Regions from separate parts of the Mus musculus genome. Here region 1 is linked to region 2. Evidence: chromatin loops called from intact Hi-C (ENCODE). Cell type or tissue: gastrocnemius. All regions are shown on one strand. Each heading gives the region's core, and the rest is flanking DNA. Links, peaks and the distances in the headings are about the cores only. Region 1 overlaps Map7d2 (MAP7 domain containing 2). Region 2 holds the start of Bclaf3 (Bclaf1 and Thrap3 family member 3).

What was found. Peaks named below come from ENCODE experiments on the same cell type or tissue, not always from the same donor. Only the 100,000 strongest peaks of a DNase experiment are listed, where the experiment ranks them.
Region 1: a loop joins it to region 2, with 4 times the contacts of the local background. A loop is called at or near these places in 2 of 42 quality-filtered maps.

The regions. Positions count from the first base shown.
Region 1 is chrX:159,471,570-159,481,061 of GRCm38, reverse strand. Map7d2 (MAP7 domain containing 2) reads right to left here. Exons shown (of 17, transcript NM_001081124.2): 8 at 8,113-8,237. Among named protein-coding and RNA genes, the nearest start is that of Gm39546, 40 kb to the left of the region's middle. In gastrocnemius, for the core only: no CTCF peak of the experiment used is centred there; no DNase peak of the experiment used is centred there.
Region 2 is chrX:159,527,644-159,537,135 of GRCm38, reverse strand. It overlaps Bclaf3 (Bclaf1 and Thrap3 family member 3), which reads right to left and starts at 4,468. Exons shown (of 12, transcript NM_001033472.2): 1 at 4,301-4,468. In gastrocnemius, for the core only: a CTCF peak has its summit at 4,620 (motif pointing left); DNase peaks (open chromatin) are centred at 4,102 and 4,531; H3K4me3 peaks cover 1,302 bases; H3K27ac peaks cover 731 bases.

The sequences.
Region 1 (9,492 bases), core at 4,515-7,014, 57 kb after region 2:
TTCTAGTACCAAGTCTACTTGCACAATGCCATACTTCGAACTGTTTTTATCTCCTTGTTCAAAGCTCAAGCCCAAGTGGATCAAGGACTTCCACATAAAACCAGATACACTGAAACTAATAGAAGAGAAAGTGGGGAAGAGCCTCAAGTACATGGGCACAGGGGAAAATTTCCTGAACAGAACACCAGTAGCCTAAGTTCTAAGATCAAAAATTGACAAATGGGACCTCATAAAATTGCAAAGCTTCTATAAGGCAAAGGACACTGTCAATAAGACAAAAAGGTCACCAACAGATTGGGAAAAGATCTTTACCAATCCTACATCCAAAAGAGGGCTAATATCCAATAAATACAAAGAACTCAAGAGGCTGGACTCCAGAAAATCAAATAACCCCATTAAAAATGGGGTACAGAGCTAAACAAAGAATTTTCAACTGAGGAATACCAAATGGCTGAGATGCACCTGAAAAAAATGTTCAACATCCTTAATCATCAGGGAAATGTAAATCAAAACAACCCTGAGATTCTACCTCACACCAGTCAGAATGGCTAAGATCAAAAATTCAGCTGACAGCAGATGCTGGCGAGGATATGGAGAAAGAGGAACACTCTTCCATTGCTGGTGAGATTGCAAGCTGGTACAACCCCTCTGGAAATCAGTCTAGCGGTTTCAGAAAATTAGACATAGTACTACTGGAAGATCCAACAATTCCTCTCCTGGGCATATACCCAGAAGATGTTCTAACTGGTAATAAGGACACATGCTCCACTATGTTCATAGCAGCCTTATTTATAATAGCCAGAAGCTGGAAAGAACCCAGATGTCCCTCAGCAAAGGAATGGATACAGAAAATGTGGTACATTTACACAATGGAGTACTACTCAGCTATTAAAAACAACGAATTTATAGAATTCTTAGGCAAATGAATGTATCTGGAGGATACCATCCTGAGTGAGATAACTCAATCACAAAAGAACTCACTTGATATGCACTCACTGATAAGTGGATATTAGCCCAGAAACTTAGAATACCCAAGATACAATTTGCAAAACACATGAAGCTCAAGAAGAAGGAAGACCAAAGTGTGGATATTTTGTTCCTTCTTAGAATGAAGAACAAAATACCCATGGAAGGAGTTACAGAAACAAAGTTCAGATATGAGACGGAATGAAGGAACATCCAGAGACTGCCCCACCTAGGGATCCATCCCATAAACAACCACCAAACCCAGACACTATTGCATATACCAACAAGATTTTGCTGACAGGACCCTAATAAAGCTGTCTCCTGTGAGTCTATGCCAGTGCCTGGCAAACACAGAAGTGGATGCTCACAGTCATCTATTGGATGGAACACAGAGCCCCCAATGAAGGAGCTAGAGAAAGTACCCAAGAAGCTAAAGGGGTTTGCAGTCCTATAGGAGGAACAACAATATGAACTAACCAGTACCCCCCCCCCCAGAGCTTGTGTCTCTAGTTGCATATGTAGCAGAGGATGGCCTAGTAGGCCATAAATGGGAGGAGAGGTCCTAGGTCTTGTGAAGATTATATGCCCCAGTACAGGGGAACACCAGGGCCAGGAAGCAGGAGTGGGTGGGTTGGGGAGCAAGGCAGGGGGAGGGTATAGAGGACTTTCAGGATAGCATTTGAAATGTAAGTGAAGAAAATATCTAATAAAAATATCTAATTAAAAAAAAAAAGAAAAAGAAGCCTCTAAAAAAAATGGGGCACAGAACTAACTAAAGAATTCTCTTCTAAGGAATACCGAATGGCTGAGAAACACCAAAAGAAATGTTCAACATCCTTAGTCATCAGGGAAATGCAAATCAAAACAACCCTGAGATTCTACCTCACACCAGACAGAATGGCTAAGATTAAAAACTCAGCTGACAGCAGATGCTGGCAAGGATGTGGAGAAAGAGGAACACTCCTCCATTGCTGGGGGGATTGCAAGCTTGTAACAACCACTCTGGAAGTCAATCTGGAGGTTCCTCAGAAAACTGGACATAGTACTACTCGTAGATCCAGCAATACCTCTCCTGGGCATATACCCAGAAGATGTTCCAACTGGTAATAAGGACACATGCTCTACTATGTTCATAGCAGCCCTATTTATAATAGCCAGAAGCTGGAAAGAACCCAGAAGTCCCTCAAAAGAGGAATGGATACAGAAAATGTGATACATTTACATAATGCAATACTACTCAGCTATTAAAAGCAATTAATTCATGAAATTCTTAGGCAAATGAATGGAACTAGAAATATCATCCAGAGTGAGGTAATCTAATCACAAAAGAACACACATGGCATGCACTCACTGATAAGTGGATATTAGCCCAGAAGCTAGGAATAACCAAGATAAAATTCACAGATCACATGAAACTCATGAAGAAGGAAGACCAAAGTGTGGATGCTTCGGTCCTTTTTAGAAGGGGAACAAAATACTCATGGGAAGAAATATGGAGACAAGGTGTGGAGCAGAGACTGAAGGAAAGACCATCCAGAGACTGCCCCACCTAGGGATCCATCCCATATACAGTCACGAAACCCAGACACTATTGCAGATGCCAAGAAATGCTTGCTGACAGGAGCCTGATATAGCTGTCTCCTGAGAGGCTCTGCCAGAGCCTTACAAATACAGAGGCGGATGTTTGCAGCTAACCATTGAACTGAGCTCAGTGGAGGAGTTAGAGAAAGGACTTAAGGAGCTGAAGGGGTTTGCAACCCCATAGGAAGAACAACAATATCAACCAACCAGACCCCGCAGAGCTCCCAGGGACTAAACCACCAACCAAAGAGTACACATGGAGGGACCCATGGCTCCAGCCGCATATGTAGCTAAGGATGGCCTTGTTGGACATCAACAGGAGGAGAGGCCCTTGGTCCTGTGAAAGCTCAATGCCCCAGTGTATGGGAATGCGAGGGTGGGGAGGCAGGAGTGGGAGGGTGGGTGGGGGAACACTCTCATAGAATCAGGGGGAGGGGGATGCAATAGGGGACTTCTAGGGGGGATTGGGAAAGGGGATAACATTTAAAATGTAAATAAAATGTCCAATAAAAAAAAACCCGGAACAAACCCCTTCTACCCTTTAAGTGAGAATAGATTATTTGGGAAGAAATTCTGTGTATATTCAACTATCCTAACCCTTCATTAATAAACAGAATATGCTAACATATGCTAAACCTCTTTAGAGACTCCCTCAAACACATGCCCAGAGGTGTGTCTCTTAGGTGATTCCAAATCTAAACAAGTTGACAATGAAGATCAACCTTCATAGTAAATAAAAGAATGCCTTTGTTTTTGAGGGACATATTGTCAGCAACTTACTTTCAAAAGTTCTGGGAGATAATGGAATATGTCTACTGATAGAGGGGATGAGATGATAAAACAAATGTGGATGAAAGGGTACTTATAATTCTTTAAAACTGAAATGAACTAAAGAGAAAGGCTTAAAAGTTGATCCAAATTCAAATGATCCTTTGATAAGACTTAAACATATAGTATTACGGAGTGGGTAAATACATATACCTATAGGACCAGGTATCTCTTGATGTTTTCAATTATCCTTTACATGGAAAAGTTCAGATAAAAAAGCTCAGATAATAAAGCCTATTAACAAATGGTGGTGACAAAACACGGCTGAATAGTCAACACAGGGTGCCCTACGGTCAATTATCTATGGGAGTGGATAACCATACAGTGCGTCTGCCAGAGAAGTCTATGGGAATGGCTCCTAGACAAAAACAATTAAATATTCCTGGTTTTCTATGAGCAAATGATTTAGAGCAATGAGATGCTTATTTTGACCTATGCAAAATACCTTTTTGTGCAAGTTACTTTTCTTCTTGTGATAAAATATCTGACAAAAGTAATTTAGGAAAGAAAACATGTGCTTTTTGTTTGTTTTGCTGGTTGGTTAATAGTATAACATGATGGTAAAAGCATTAGACAGCTAGTCACATTGTATCTGCAGTCAGGAAACAACAATGAACATTGATGTTCAGCTTGCCAGCCCATGGAATGGTGCCGTTCACATTTAGGGCATCTCTTTCTACCCCAAATAACAGTCTAGAAACTCTCCCATAAACATACCCAGAGCTGGAGAGATGGCTCAGTGGTTAAGAACACCGGCTGTTCTTCCAGAAGACCTGGGTTCAATTCCTAGTAGCTACATGACAGCAGGTAACTTTCTTTAACTTCAGTTCCACAGGAATCTGGGCTCCATGAGTACCAGACACACTCCGGTGCACAGATATACATGTGGGTAAAGCACCCATGCATATTTAAATTAGAAAATGTCAATAATAAGTAGAGTTTGCTTATGTGGGATACAATTTTTAATATCAAGTTTCTTTTTCTTGTCTTTCTTCAATACTGAATACATAAAACAAAGGTTATAAAATATATTAAGGTGTAAAGAATGAAACAGTAAGTGCCCACACGTCCACCATTTAATCCAGAAGAATGGCACTGTCATTATGTTGAAAATTCCTGTGTGCCCCTTCTTTGTCTGATCCCCATCTTTCCTCATTCAAAGAATCCAGTATCTTCCTAAATTTTATGTATACCATGTTATTTTTATAAAAATTCATTTTACCACATTTAATTCTGAAGAACATTGTTTAAGAAGTAATCTGGGAACTAAAAATAAATGAAATTTACCATTGAGATTCTTCTATAACTTGCTTTTCCCAATCATTATGACATTCCTGAGATCCATCCATGTGGTTATTGGCAGTTGTGACCAATGAGTTCTTTAATGTATAGTTTGGCTAAAATTTAATTAATTTATGCTTGGGGCATATAAGCTCTCATGATTCTCTAGACTGGTCTACACCCATGTTATTCATCCACTATTTTTCACCTAGTAGGAACCTGTTTTTCTGAGTATTTTATTTTTATTTACTTGGAAGAAAGGTTTAAATATGTAGCATATTCTGGCTCAGGCCAGCCTAGAAATTTATTCATTCATTCATTCATTGATTCATTCATTTTTGGTTTTTTGAGACAGGGTTTCTCTGTATAGCCCTGGCTGTTGTGGAACTCACTCTGTAGACCAGGCTGGCCTCGAACTCAGAAATTCACCTGCCGCTGCCTCCCAAGTGCGCCACCACACCCAGCTTTGGCCTAGAAATTTATATGATCCCTATGCTTCAGCCTCCCAAATGTAGTCTGGCTTTTCTGAACATTTTAAAACCAGAAACACTTGCTTCTCTTTAGACCTCTCAACTCTTTAACCAAAGTTAAGCATTCTTTTTTTCCCCCTTTCCCTGCTGTGTTTTATTTTCTTTGCTTATTTTTAGGTTAATCATTCTTTTTTTTTTTTTTTTTAACATTTATTTATTTACTATATGTAAGTACACTGCAGCTGTCCTCAGATACTCCAGAAAAGGGAATCAGATTTCGTTGGGGATGGTTGTGTGCCACCATGTGGCTGCTGGGATTTGAACTCAGGACCTTCGGAAGAGCAGTCGGCGCTCTTAACCACTGAGCCATCTCACCAGCCCCAGGTTAATCATTCTTAATAGAAAGTTTTGAAATCTGAAATGCTCCATATTCCAAATTTTTTAAAGCATCATGGTACTGCTGAGAAATGCTCAGATTTCAAATAGTCAGATCAAGGATGCTTAACCAATTAAGTCTGTACATGCATCCCCAAGCCTGAGCAACTCTAAACTGTGACGCATTCCTAGCTCTAATGAACTAAGACAGACACATACTGAGCATCTGTCCTATAACAATAAATAGACAACCCCCCTGAGGGTTCTGAAGAGGCCACCTCCTGTAGTCAGGCAGAACTACCAATGGAGGGATGGGGACACCAATCCACACACAAAGCTTTCAACCCAAAATTTATCCTGTCTGAAAAGAGATTCAGGGATGAAGGATGGAACAGAGACTGAGGGAATGGCCAATCAATAACTGGTCCAACTTGAGACCCAGTCCATGGGTAAGCACCAATCCTTGACACTATTAATGATACTCTGCTTATGCTTGCAGACAGGAGCCTAGCATAGCTGTTCCCCGAGAGGTTCCACCCAGCAGCTGACTACAACAGATTCAGATATCCACAGATAAACATTGGGTGGAGGTAGGGACTCTTGTGGAGGAGTTGGGGGAAGAATTAAAGGCCCTAAAGGGGACAGGAACTCTATAGGAAGACCAACAGAGTAAACTAACCTGGGACCTTGGGAGCTCTCAGAGACTGAACCACCAATCAAAGAACATACACAGGCTGGACCTAGACCTCCCTGCTCATATGTAGCTCACTCTCCATGCAGGTAGCCCAACAACTGGAGTGAGGGCTGTCCCTAAAGCTGATGCCTGTCTGGGGAATCCATTCCCCAACAGGGCTGCTTTGTATGGCATCAGTGGTAGAGGATGTGCCTAACCCTGCAGAGACTTGATGGGCCAGAGTAGGGGAATACCCAGGGTGTGGGCATCCTCTCAGGGAAGGGGAGGGGGGAAGGAGGACGGAATTGTGGGCAGCAATTGGGATGTTAAAAAAAGAGACACGAAAGGATGTGGAACTGGAGACTCCAAGGTAGCGAGGAACAGCCTCATGAGAGTAGCCAACAGTGTCACCCTAAGGCCATGGTGAGGTCCTAGCCTGTTTTGCCAACAAGGGCCATATCAGGATCCATGGCCCTTCAGTAGTAGGTCTGATATCACCAAAGGCCAGGCGGATATCCCTGGTCTGAACTATCACCTGGGCCCATGTTGATGTCTATGGTGATTTGAATATAGGTATGGCCCTCACAGACTCAGGTGTTTGAATGATTCACACATAGGGATGGCACTATTAGGAGGTGTGGCCTAGTTGGAGGAAATGTGTCAGACAGGCTTTAAGGTCTCCTATGGTCATGCTATGCCCTTAGATCAAGATGTAGAACTCTCTAGCACCATGTCTGCCTGCATTCTACCATGTTTCCTGCCATGATGATAATGGACTAAAACTCTGAAATTGTAAGCCAGCCCCAATTTAATGTATTTCTTTTTAAGAAAAAAAAAAGACACTCTCCAGCCTCAAAGTAAGACCACTAACTGAACATGAAATGTTGATATAATGCAAACAAGCTTCAGATGAAGAAGGCTCCAACTGAGGCCTGATCCTCACTTCATATAGGTAGGTCTCCACTCAAATGTTACACTGAGGGATATATGCTCAAAAAACATTATATACTTGCATGAAGATGATCTTATGTAATCCTGCATAGAAAAACTTCTAAGTAACATTATACCTTTCCACTCTACTTCGGAATTAGGTTGTTACTGATTCACTCTTTTATTATTTCTATATGTGTGTTCATGAAGAGGGGATGTGTGCAATGGTACATGTATAGTGGTCAGAGGACAATCCTTCCACTTTTAGGTGAGTTCCTGGGATCAAACTCAGGTAGCCAGGCTTTTATGGTAAGCACCTTTAGCAAGCAAACCATTTTACTGACCCACTGACCCTTCAACTGAATCACTCTTGTCAATTACTGTTGGTAAAATTTTTTAGTAACTTGGGACAATGATCATAAATTTGTTTTTTTATATTGTCCTTGTTGAGTTTATCTATCCCTAATGAAAATTATGTGTTTTATTGGAAAATATTGTGTCGTGTGATAACATATACCTATTATCTCAACACTGTAGAATCAGAGACAGAAAGATCAGTTCAAGGTCACGAGAACTTGGTTTTGGAGACTATGTCTCCAAAACAAAATTGCTAAGCTCCAATAATGAAAGATGGTGAGCAGGTGCCCACAAATAATGCAATCACTTCAATCTAGAGCTAGACCTGGTTCATCAGAAGAAAAAGGATAATTCCAGAGGGAATAAGGAAGAGAAAAACAGAATTGAAGGCTTTAAAGAGAAAACGATGAACATATAATCTTGGCAAATATGAGTCCTATATATGTTACCAAGCAATGAACTTATAAATGGTCCTTCATTTATCCAGAAGATATATAAGCATGGAGCACATACCTCAAAGGTAGGCATTTGTCTTGCTCAAATCTTTTTGCTGGTCGTGCTTTTGGCAGAGCAGAAGCCACAATGTTGGATGGAACCAAACTAAGTTTGACTGTTAACCATCAGAGTTCTGACAAGGGAAATACTGCTTACTTGGATTTCACAGGAGAAGACAACCTCTTGGAAATATCTTCAGGAGGCTCGCATCTTCTCAGTGGGGACCCATGACCCCCAGAAGCAGCAGAAGTTGCCACTCGCCCCTTCTTCATTTTCTCCATCTGTAAGGGACAAAAAATATGATAGCCACAGCTCATGACTGGTACTACTTCTACAATTTGAAAAAAACCAGATCAGAGTGACACAGTTTTCTTACAGAGGTATCAATATGTATGTAACATGAATCTTTGTAGAGAATTATGATACTATGACATCATTATATTTAGGTCATCAAGTTGGAACAATAGTTTGTGCTTCAACATGGAGATCCTCTGCCCCACATTTTATTATCTTACCAAGAGGTAACAAACAGCATAACCAGATAGTGGCCCTAAATATATAGGAACTGGAAAGAGTACAAAAACATACACTTGTAGCTCAGAAGTTTCTGGGTTCTGTGTCGGAAGTACATGGTATTTTCAGCAATAAGGACTAACCTTCCACCTCTGAGAGCAACTAAGGCAAAGAGCAATAGCCTATGTTTTGGGTGTCTCTTGAACAACCCTGACTAACAACTCAAAAAAGGGCTTCCTATACTTGGTTATGTACTTAGGAATTACTAATATATTCATATTAGTATATTCATATTCATAGTCATATACACACATATAAATGTATATACATATATGTAACAATAAAGCTGGGTGTGGTAGCTGACGCCTTTAATCCCAGCATTTGGGAGGCAGAGGCAGGCGGATTTCTGAGTTCGAGGCCAGCCTGGTCTACACAGTGAATTCCAGGACAGCCAGGGCTATACAGAGAAACCCGGTCTCAAAAAAACCAAAAAAAAAAAAAAAAAAAAATCATGAATTTGAAAGAGAGCAAGGAGAAGTATATGGGAGGGTTTGGAGAATTTGAAACATTAAATTCATACAAACAAAACCATACATTTACTACAAAAGCTTTACCAGAAAGGGACTTTAATATCCAAGATGCTGAGTTGTAAACTCTGAGGCATACATGGTATATAATGCAGAGTGCAAAACACACATTTCTCTATTTTCCCCTTACTTCTCTTGGCAGAAAGGAATGGGCATCACTGACTGGCCTGCAGAAACAGCCTCACCCTCTTTCCTTACTACACTTTTCTGTAACAAGTCCTCATTTGGTCCCCAGAAATGGCAACCTTCTTCCACAAATAGCCCACCTTACAGAAAATCTTAGACTCAAAAATACCAGCTCCTATTTTAACTATCGCAGGGCAAACACAAATTTGAAAAAAATAAATGTTTTTATAAAATGTTCAATAGTGCTCAGGATATTAAGACAGTGGTAGACTACTCAATGTAACATGGAAGTTCCTGAATTTGCTCTCTA
Region 2 (9,492 bases), core at 3,443-5,942:
CCCTCCAAACAAGCTAAGACAGCAGCACAACTGTAACCCCTGGGCTGGAAAGGCATTTGCTGGCCAGCCAATCCAACACACGCTGTCTCAAAAACAAGGCACAGGACAATGAGCTAGATCAGCAGATAGACTCTTGGCACACGAGCCTGGAAACTGAGTTGATCTCTCAGATCCATGTAAAGGCAGAGAGAACTGATTCCACAAAGCTTTCTGACCTCCACGTGTGTTCCAGCACACACACGTGCATACCCTCCCACACTCTAATAATAAAACATAAACATTTAAAAATAAGATAGACAACAACCAAGGAAAACACTGACATGAATGAATACACACATACAACACATATACACACTCACTGTGGTAAACATATTTATCAGTAAAAGTTAAAGAATAAATATGTGTTCAGTTACAAGATTAAAAAATTAAAATAACATCCCGGGCGGTGGTGGCGCACGCCTTTAATCCCAGCACTTGGGAGGCAGAGGCAGGTGCGGATCTCTGAGTTCGAGGCCAGCCTGGTCTACAGAGTGAGTTCCAGGACAGCCAGGGATATACACAGAGAAACCCTGTCTCAAAAAACAAACAAACAAACAAACCCCCCCCCAAAAAAAAACAAAAAATAAAATAAAATAACAAAGGAAGAAGGCCCAGGACGCTGCTTAATTAGTACAGTGTTTGTCTAGCATTCACGAAGCCATAAATTCAGTCCCCAGCACCATATAAATCAGTAGTTTTCAACCTGTGAGTCACAACCCCTTTAATGGACCTTTTCACAGAGATCCCCTAAGACCATCAGAAAACACAGATATTTACATTTTGTTTCCTAACAGTTGCAAAATTACAGTTATGGGGTAGCAAGGAAACTAATTTTATGTTGGGGGGATCACCATAACATAAGGAACTGTAGTAAAGGGTTACAGCATTAGGAAGGTTGAGACCCACTGGTGTAAACCAAGTGTGATGTACACATGCCTAAAATCCCAATATTTAAGATATAGAGGCAGATGATGAAAAATCTAGGTGATGCTCACTGAGTTTGAGGCCAGTCTGGACTAAGTGAGATCCTGTCACATGAAAAGAATGAAGGGAAGAAAGAAAAGTGATTTAGGGGCTGGTGAGATGGCTCAGTGGGTTAGAGCACCCGACTGCTCTTCCAGAGGTCCGGAGTTCAAATCCCAGCAACCACATGGTGGCTCACAACCATCTGTAACAAGATCCAATGCCCTCTTCTGGTGTGTCTGAAGACAGCTACAGTGTACTTTCATATAATAAATTAATTAATCTTTAAAAAAAAAGAAAAGTGATTTAGGTGTGGTGACATATGCCTATAATCCCAGAATTCCAGCACGAAGGAGGGTCAGGTAAAAGGACTATAAATTTGCGTCAAGTTGATCTAAATAAGACCCTGTGTCAAAAAACAAACAAAAAGGGAGCTATGTTCAATGTACACAGTATACACTATGAAAAACAACTTAAAGTTCAAACTTGAGTATGAAAGAGTATGGTGTAGGGCCAAAAAGTATCACTTAAGAGTCTTTGAAAATGAGTCCTTTTTTGGTTTGTTTGTTTGTTTGTTTGTTTTGCTGTTGTTATTTCAAGACAGGGTCTCACTCTATAGCTCTGGAGCTCACTATGTAGATCAGGATGGCCTCAATCTCACAGAGAGATCTATCTGCCTATGTCTATTCCTTAGTGCTGGAATTAAAGGCATGGCCCACTACACCTATTAAAACAGGGTCTTAGAGACAGGTGGATTTCTGAGTTCGAGGCTAACCTGGTCTACAGAGTGAGTTCCAGGATAACCAGAACTACACAGAAAAAGCCTGTCTTGAAAAAAAAATTAAATCAAGGTCTTAATAGTGCCTAGACTGGCCTCAAACTTCTGCTTCTCAACCAAACTTTGTCCCACATACCTGTAATCCAAACACTCAAGAGCCTGAGGCAAACATGAGCTAAGCAGTGGCATCCTGCTTGACAAAAAACTAAAACAAAAAACAAAAAAACTGAGGGCTAGTGATACAGCTAAACTGGTACAAAGTGATTACCTGGCATGTAGGAAATCCTGAGCTCAATTCACAGCACTGCAAGAAACACACACCTCACACATGATTTTGCAATCTTTTTGTCTTTACCTTTTGAGTTCTGGCAATACAAATCATGGCTTCAAACATGCTAGACAAGTACTCTACCAATGCTATTCCATACCTAGCCCCAGAATAGATTTCAAAAACTAGACCTTTTAGAAATATGTATGTCCTTGTGTGTGTGTGTGTGTGTGTGTGTGTGTGTGTGTGTGTGTGTATGCCCAAGAAGAGCAGAGAAATAGATCTTTTTCAGTAGCTCTCTACGTAACTTTTTTTTAAGACAGGAATCTTTTATACCACCTGAAGTTCACCATTTCAGCTTATCTGAATGGTTAGCCAGCCTCAGAAACTCTCCTGTCTGTTTCTTGAGAGCTGGAATTAGAGATAAATACTTTGCTGCTGGCTTTTTATTCAGGTACAAGGGATCTTAACCCCAGTTCTCATGATTCCACAGCAAGTATTACTGACTGGGCCATTTTCCCCAGCTCCAAAAGTTTACATTTAAAATTTTTGTGCTTCAAGATGCTTCTGTGCGCCGGGTGTTGGTGGCCCATGCCTTTAATCCCAGCACAAGGGAGGCACAGGCAGAGGCAGGTGGATTTCTGAGTTCGAGGCCAGCCTGGTCTACAGAGTGAGTTCCAGGACAGCCAGGGCTACACAGAGAAACCCTGTCTCAAAAAAACAAAAAAAAAATGCTTCTGTGCTCTGAAATTTTTACAAGAAAGTAAAACCTGCAGTAAGTAAGACAAAGTATGTGAAATATACTTTCATAAATGTCTCATATGACCCTAAAAGGTAAGACACACATTATAATCCCTTGTTCATTGCTGAGGAAATACCTTAGAAAAAGTTAAGTGATTTGGACAAGGTAATCAGATATAATTCAAGTAAGTCATAACTTCAAACTTTGTTCACTTAGAAAAACCCTTACTAACTTGTTTTATTTTTTTTAGAACACGGAGTAACTGGGAAGCTGAACTGCTATCAATAACCGAGGAAAATAAAACAAACATGACTGGCATGCACCTGCAACCCTGGCATTTAGGGGCCAGAGACCGGGAGTCAGAAACTCAAGGCTATCCTTGGCTACACTGTGAGTTCAAGACCATCCTTTCTTTAAAGACTCCCTTTTTTTAAAAAAAAGGAAGAAAAAAAGAAAGCCTCAACATAAATGAACAAACAAGCCTTTTAAAGTTTTGGACCTGTTCACATCTAGGGAAAAAGAAAAGTTTAAATATGCCAGGCCTGGCCACGCAGGCCTATAATCTACTCAGGATGGAGAGTGGGTACAAAGTTCGAGGACTGCCCAGCCTGACCAATAGAATGAGTTAAACAGCATCCTGTGTTGAGTGAGACTCTATCTCAAAAGGTACATAGCTCTACGGTGGAGTGCTTGCTTGCCATGGGGAAGGGCCTAGCTTTTCTTTCCAGGCTTATAAAAGAAAAGAAAAGTTAAAAAGGTAGCCTGACCGGAAGCCTCGAGGGCCCTATTTTCTCCTGGCCGTTTGGAATGTGTTCCAGAGAAGCAGTCACTCAAGGTGTAACTCAAAAAAAAAAAAAAAAACAAAACAAACAAAAAAAAAAAAGCATATTTCGAGGGCTAAGTTTCTCTAGGGCGGTCCTGACCGGTGGCCCAGTTGACTGAATTCCTCCCAGGGAGGTCTGCGCTAGCTAACTAGCCTTTGACCTTGTCCGCGGAGGATGCGGCTCCCGAGGCCAGAGCATCTTTGGCGGACAAAGCCGGGAGCATCGCTCCGCTCCGGAGGGCTCCGCGTCCTCGGGCTTCAGCCTCCCGGCACCGCCCCCTCCCTGGTCCCCGGGGACCCACGCGGCAGGAGCCTGGCGCCGCCACCTGCCCGCCGCCGTGGGCGGGCAGACCTGGGGGTTGGGGGGGGGGGCGGGCAGGTGCCCGAGCTGGCGGCGGCTCAGGAATAGCACCGGCGGGGACAGCCTCAGAACCCACCCCCCCTCAGGGCAGAGAGCCAAGCGGGCGCGCCAAGGGAGCCTGAGCCTCGAGGGGCGGCAGCCGCTTAGGGAAGGCGCTGGCCCCAGCGTGAACCGGAGAAGGGATGAGGTCCCCGGAGAAGCCAAGTCCGCCCGCAGTCCCGTTCCCGCCCGCCACCGTGAGAACCGCCACTCGTGGGCGAAGGACACACCCTCCCTCCTTCCCAGGCTCGGGCTTCCTCACTCTGCCCACTCCCCGGACCGCTCACCCCTCAGAGAAGTCGTCACCAGAGCCCGTCGCTGTCGCTGTCGCCGTCGCCGAAGCCTCCGCCGCTACAGCCGCCGCCGCTGTTGCTGCTCCCTCACCGCCTCGCCCGTCGCGCAGCTCCCGCCTCCTGCTCCAACCAGCACCCAGCTCTCCCCGCGGGCCGGGACCCGGAACCACTTCCTTCCGGAATGGTCTGGTCCCAACCCCCTCTGGCCCCGCCCACAGTGTCCGCCTCCCGCCCAAACTTGCCTTCAAGGAGGAGAAGCTCGGGTCCAGCCCCGCCCAGACGGCGCCCGCGGGCTCTCTAGCGCCCTCTGCTGGCTGCGCTCTCCCACGGTTCCCTGAGAGACTAAAGTGCGCTCGCGAGTTGATCTGGCTAGAAGGAAGAGAAGCACCCCAGGTGGTGCAAGTCTGGGACTCTGGAGTTGAGGATCGCGGCCTAGAAGTCAGCCCTCAACTTGGTTCCCTTGATCTTCCTGCCTTGTGTGCAGTATCCGCAGATAGAGGCAGAGGTATCGGCCAAGGTTTTTTTTTGTTTTTGTTTTTGTTTTTTTTTTTTTTTGGTTTTCGAGACAGGGTTTCTCTGTATAGTCCTGGCTGTCCTGGAACTCACTTTGTAGACCAGGCTGGCCTCAAACTCAGAAATCTGCCTGCCTCTGCCTCCCGAGTGCTGGGATTAAAGGCATGCGCCACCACTGCCCGGCTAGCGTCTAGCTCTTTATGTGGCCCATCTATATATCTGAGCCTGCTTCTCCTTGACCTCTGTCCCCACCTATTTAATTTGCAACCAATCATCCAACTTTTCACCATTTCCCATAGCCTCAAATGAAGGGTCTGCTTGGAAAACGGGACCTTCTGAGCTTTCCAAATGGGTTAATGGTCCCAATAAATACCAACCCCTCTCTGCTCTCCTCTCTTTTATATTTTCTTATTTTCTTCTCTTTCTCCTTTCTCTCTACCCTCATTTTCCTCCTCTTTTGTGCCTATAGTGCTCTGTTTGTATGTCCATGTATACTTCCCCTGTGTGGGGTGTGGGGGGAGGTCAAAGGGCAACCTCAGGTGTCATTCCTTGAGAAGGATTGTCCACCTTTGTTTAGGGTGACAGGGTTTCTCACTGGCCTGGAACGTTCCAAGTAGGCTAAGCTGGCTGGCTAGCAAGTCCCAGGAATCTGCCTAGCTCTGCCTCCCCACTACTGGAGTTCCAAGCATGTGCCACCATGCCTGTCTCTTTTTACACAAGGTCTAGGGCTCTGACTCAGGTCCTGATCCTTGCAAAGCAAGCACTATAGTAATAAATCTATCTCCCTAGGATCGCCACCCCCCCACCCCCATTTATCACTCTCTGCCTGCTGTATCTAGAGGGAACCCAGGACCGTGCACTCGGTGTGCAAGCATGCTAGCAAGAAGCTCTCATAACACACACAAACACATACACAACTGCAAAAGAAGGATTTGTTAGAGTAGGACCCACATTCGATCCTGGATAATCCAAACAATGACTATTGGCCCCCGGAAGAAGCAAAACTACGTTAGCTATGCAGTCCAAGAAAGCTGGAAGTCTCAGAAGAAGTGGCATCTGTAATTGCCTACAAGCTTCTTAGAGAGTCTCTGTGTGAGTTAGTGTTGAGACGCTAAAGACTCTGGAATCTGGTGGCCACAGAACATGCCGTGGCCATTAGACGTATCTGCTGAAGAAGTATAAAGCTTGCACACGCTGGCTAGGAATCTTCATTTCTCCACCTTTTTTCCTTTGGAGCCCCAGGCCTATTGGGATGTTGCCACCCACATTCAGAACAGCTACATTCCCCCTCAATTGCTCTCCTGCATGTCAATCATCTCTGACAACACCCCCACAGATACACCCAGAAGTGTGTCACTAGGCATCTCAATCTAGTCAGGTTGACAGATCATGACAAACACATTTTAAGCTACCCACAATCCCACTATTCAACTGCCTTACAGGGAATACAAATGATAGGAACTGCTTCTTCAACTTGAGTGTATATCAGACTCACACAGAGGCTCTTCTTGTTGGGGCCTACCTCCAGAGTTTCTCATTTGGGGACTTTACATTCACTCGTGTTTTTCTTTTCTTTTCTTTTCTTTTTTAGATTTATTTATTTATTTATTTATTATGTGTAAGTACACTGTATCTGTCTTCAGATACACCAGAAGAGGGGGTCAGATCTCGTTATGGGTGGTTGTGAGTCAGCATGTGGTTGCTGGGATTTGAACTCAGGACCTTCAGAAGAGCAGTCAGTGCTCTTAACTGCTGAGCCATCTCTCCAGCCCCACTCGTGCTTTTCATTTACTTGTGTTTTTCATTTACTATTTTTATTGTAGTGCTCGGAATTGAATCCATAGCTCTGTGTATATTATAAGGAAGTTATCTACTGCTTAGCTATCCCCCTCAACCCCTGAATCATATCTTTGAACAAAAGCATTAATATACAGTGTATGGGGATAGAGACGTGATACAGCAGAAGAGTGCACTGTACTCATACAGCACGAGTAGACAGCACTAGTTTAGGATGCAGAAGCCCTTTGAAGAAACAAAAATAAAGATAGAGTGCATGGTTGTACCCTCGCTATTCTTCTGCTATCACATCCATAACATTAAAGTTGATTCCTTTAGTTTGAGTTCCAGGCAGAAGAACTAAAGCAGACTTGCAATGGCTGTGCGTGGATACTAGCTGCATTTCTTGGTAAATGTAAGAAACATATTGAAATGCTTGGATTGGTATTTCAGCAGAACTTACTATACAAATTCATTATACTCAGCATACTTGGCATTCAGTAACAGGTTTGTGATTTCATGAAGAACAAGGAAAGTAATGGGAAAGTTTAATGATATTTTATTTTAATATGTGTACATGAAGAGGCAGTGTTCATATATGCACAAAGAACTGTTGCCACATGCAAATTGTTTTTGTTTGATTTTGAGACAAAGTCTTAAGTAGTTTAGGATTGCCTCAAACTTGCTATGTAGCTGAGGATGACCACAAACTCCTCCCAAATGCTTGGATCACAGGGAGGAGCCATTATGCTCAGCATTATGTGTAAATTGTTTACCTGCTTTCTCCATGGAAATAGACAGAAAATAGAGCCAAGAACCATCTGTTTGACTTGACAAAGGTCAGAGATGAGTCTAAAATTACCAGACACAGATCAGACAGACAGACATACACACATAATGATGAAATACACACGCAATTAAAGAGAGAAAAAACATATTTCTTTTGGTTGTTTCTGTTCTTTGTTTGAGGCAGGGATTCTCTGTGTAACCTTTGCTGTCCTGAAACTAACTAAATAGATCAGGCTGGCCTGGAATTAAGAGATGTGCCAAGGATCAGCCTCCTCTAGGAGAGGGGTTCCAGAGAGAAGGGGTTTTGAGGAGTTGGGAAAAGAAACCACTCGAAGTCAAGTCATGGGTTCAAGCCCTAGGTTCTGCTGAGATGAATTTCCAGATTGCTTACTCTCTCTCTCTCTCTCTCTCTCTCTCTCTCTCTCTCTCTGTGTGTGTGTGTTTGTGTGTGTGTGTGTGTGTGTGTGTGTGTGTGCCTGTGTGTGTGTGTGTGTGCCTGTGTGTATTTTCTGCTCTAGACAGCATTTTCTTGCTAGTCTGTAAACTCTCTGGTTGAGACAACTCTCTCTGCTAGTAAAAATTCTAAAAGCTACCTGGATAACTCATGGGTTTTCTGACCAAAGTCAGAGAATCTTCTCTTAAAAATTTTTGGATCTTCTGACCAAGCCAGAAATCCGGTTAGAAAAATAAAAACTTGAAGAGATGTTTTTGCTCTCCAGATATCTCCAGGTACTCAGCTCTTCTCAGTTCTCTTCTCTTCTCAGTTCTAAGAACTACTATTGCTTTGTGCTAGCTCAGCTCTTGCAGACCAAAAGCCCAGGTTTTATTTACATATCAACTCAGTCATTTACTCCAGGTTCCCTTTTGATTAACCTCTGTATCAGCATCCTGGGACTCCAGCCCCTTAACTCTTAGGAGACAGCAAGCACACATTTTCTTTTAACATTGCAAAAGAACTCAGAGATCTGCCTGCCTCTGTTGAGCACAGATGCTAACTACCTGGGAGGGACCCTGCCCTGTAATTAACATTTCTACCTCCCTTGGGAGGTGGGAGGTAGAAAATGACTCAGTGTGTCTCAGGCTGACCTTTAACTCAGGAATCTGCCTGCCTTTGTGTCTTCCTGACAAGGCTGGCTCTGAGTGCAGCTGCCTTTGTTCCTTTAGATTCATGAAGCCCCTCATGATTCACATTGCATCATTATATTTTCATAGTTGAGAAATTTTATCTCTCTCTCTCTCTCTCTCTCTATTTTTGAGTTCTTTTTCAAAGTCTTAAAGGCTGTCCTGAAAGTCCCAGTGTTTACCATTTTGCTGAGACATTAGCCACACCTTTGTCTCCTGGACTTGTGCTGTCTCTGATTATCATGGAGTCACTAACATTAACAGGGAGAACAGTCCTCTAAGGAGGAGTGTGAAATATGTACATTATTACACAGACAAGCCTTATACCTGTGGCAGCCCTCGATACTTGTGGAGGCCCAACACCACTGGCTCTGTACTAGGGGTAGGAATCATGTCACTCTGTCCTCACCACATTAACATTTTGTCTAACCTCTACCCCAGTTACCTGGGAACAGCTCTGTCTTGCTCAGGCCTTCTGGCTCCTGCTCTGTCCTCTCGCCCCTTCCTTCTCCCTCCCCATTCTCCTCCCCTCTCTCTCCATGTGCGCATGGCTGGCCTCTACTCCTCTATTCCTTCTCTCTACCTTTCTCTGTCTCTACTACCCTCTCACCTTCCCTCCCCACGTCCTGAATAAACTCTATTCTATCGATACCTTCGTGTGGCTGGTCCCTCGGGAGGAAGGGACACCTCAGCATGGGCCCACTGAGACTCCCCCTTCCCCCACACCTGACTACACATGCACCAAACATATTCCTTCTCCCTCGTCTTTTTATAAAACACAACATTGCCAAGACTCAGATTTAGAAGCTCTGCACGTTTGCATCCCCCCTGCTACAACATGGGGAACCAATGCTCGGTACCCCAAACTTCTGAGAACTGGTAAGCCCCCCCCACACTGGTCATCGTAAATGTCCCCATAGTCCCAGGGGAGAGTTCTTGAGCTCAGAGCTACCCCTGTGCTGCCCTTGAGGATGAAGACATTCAGG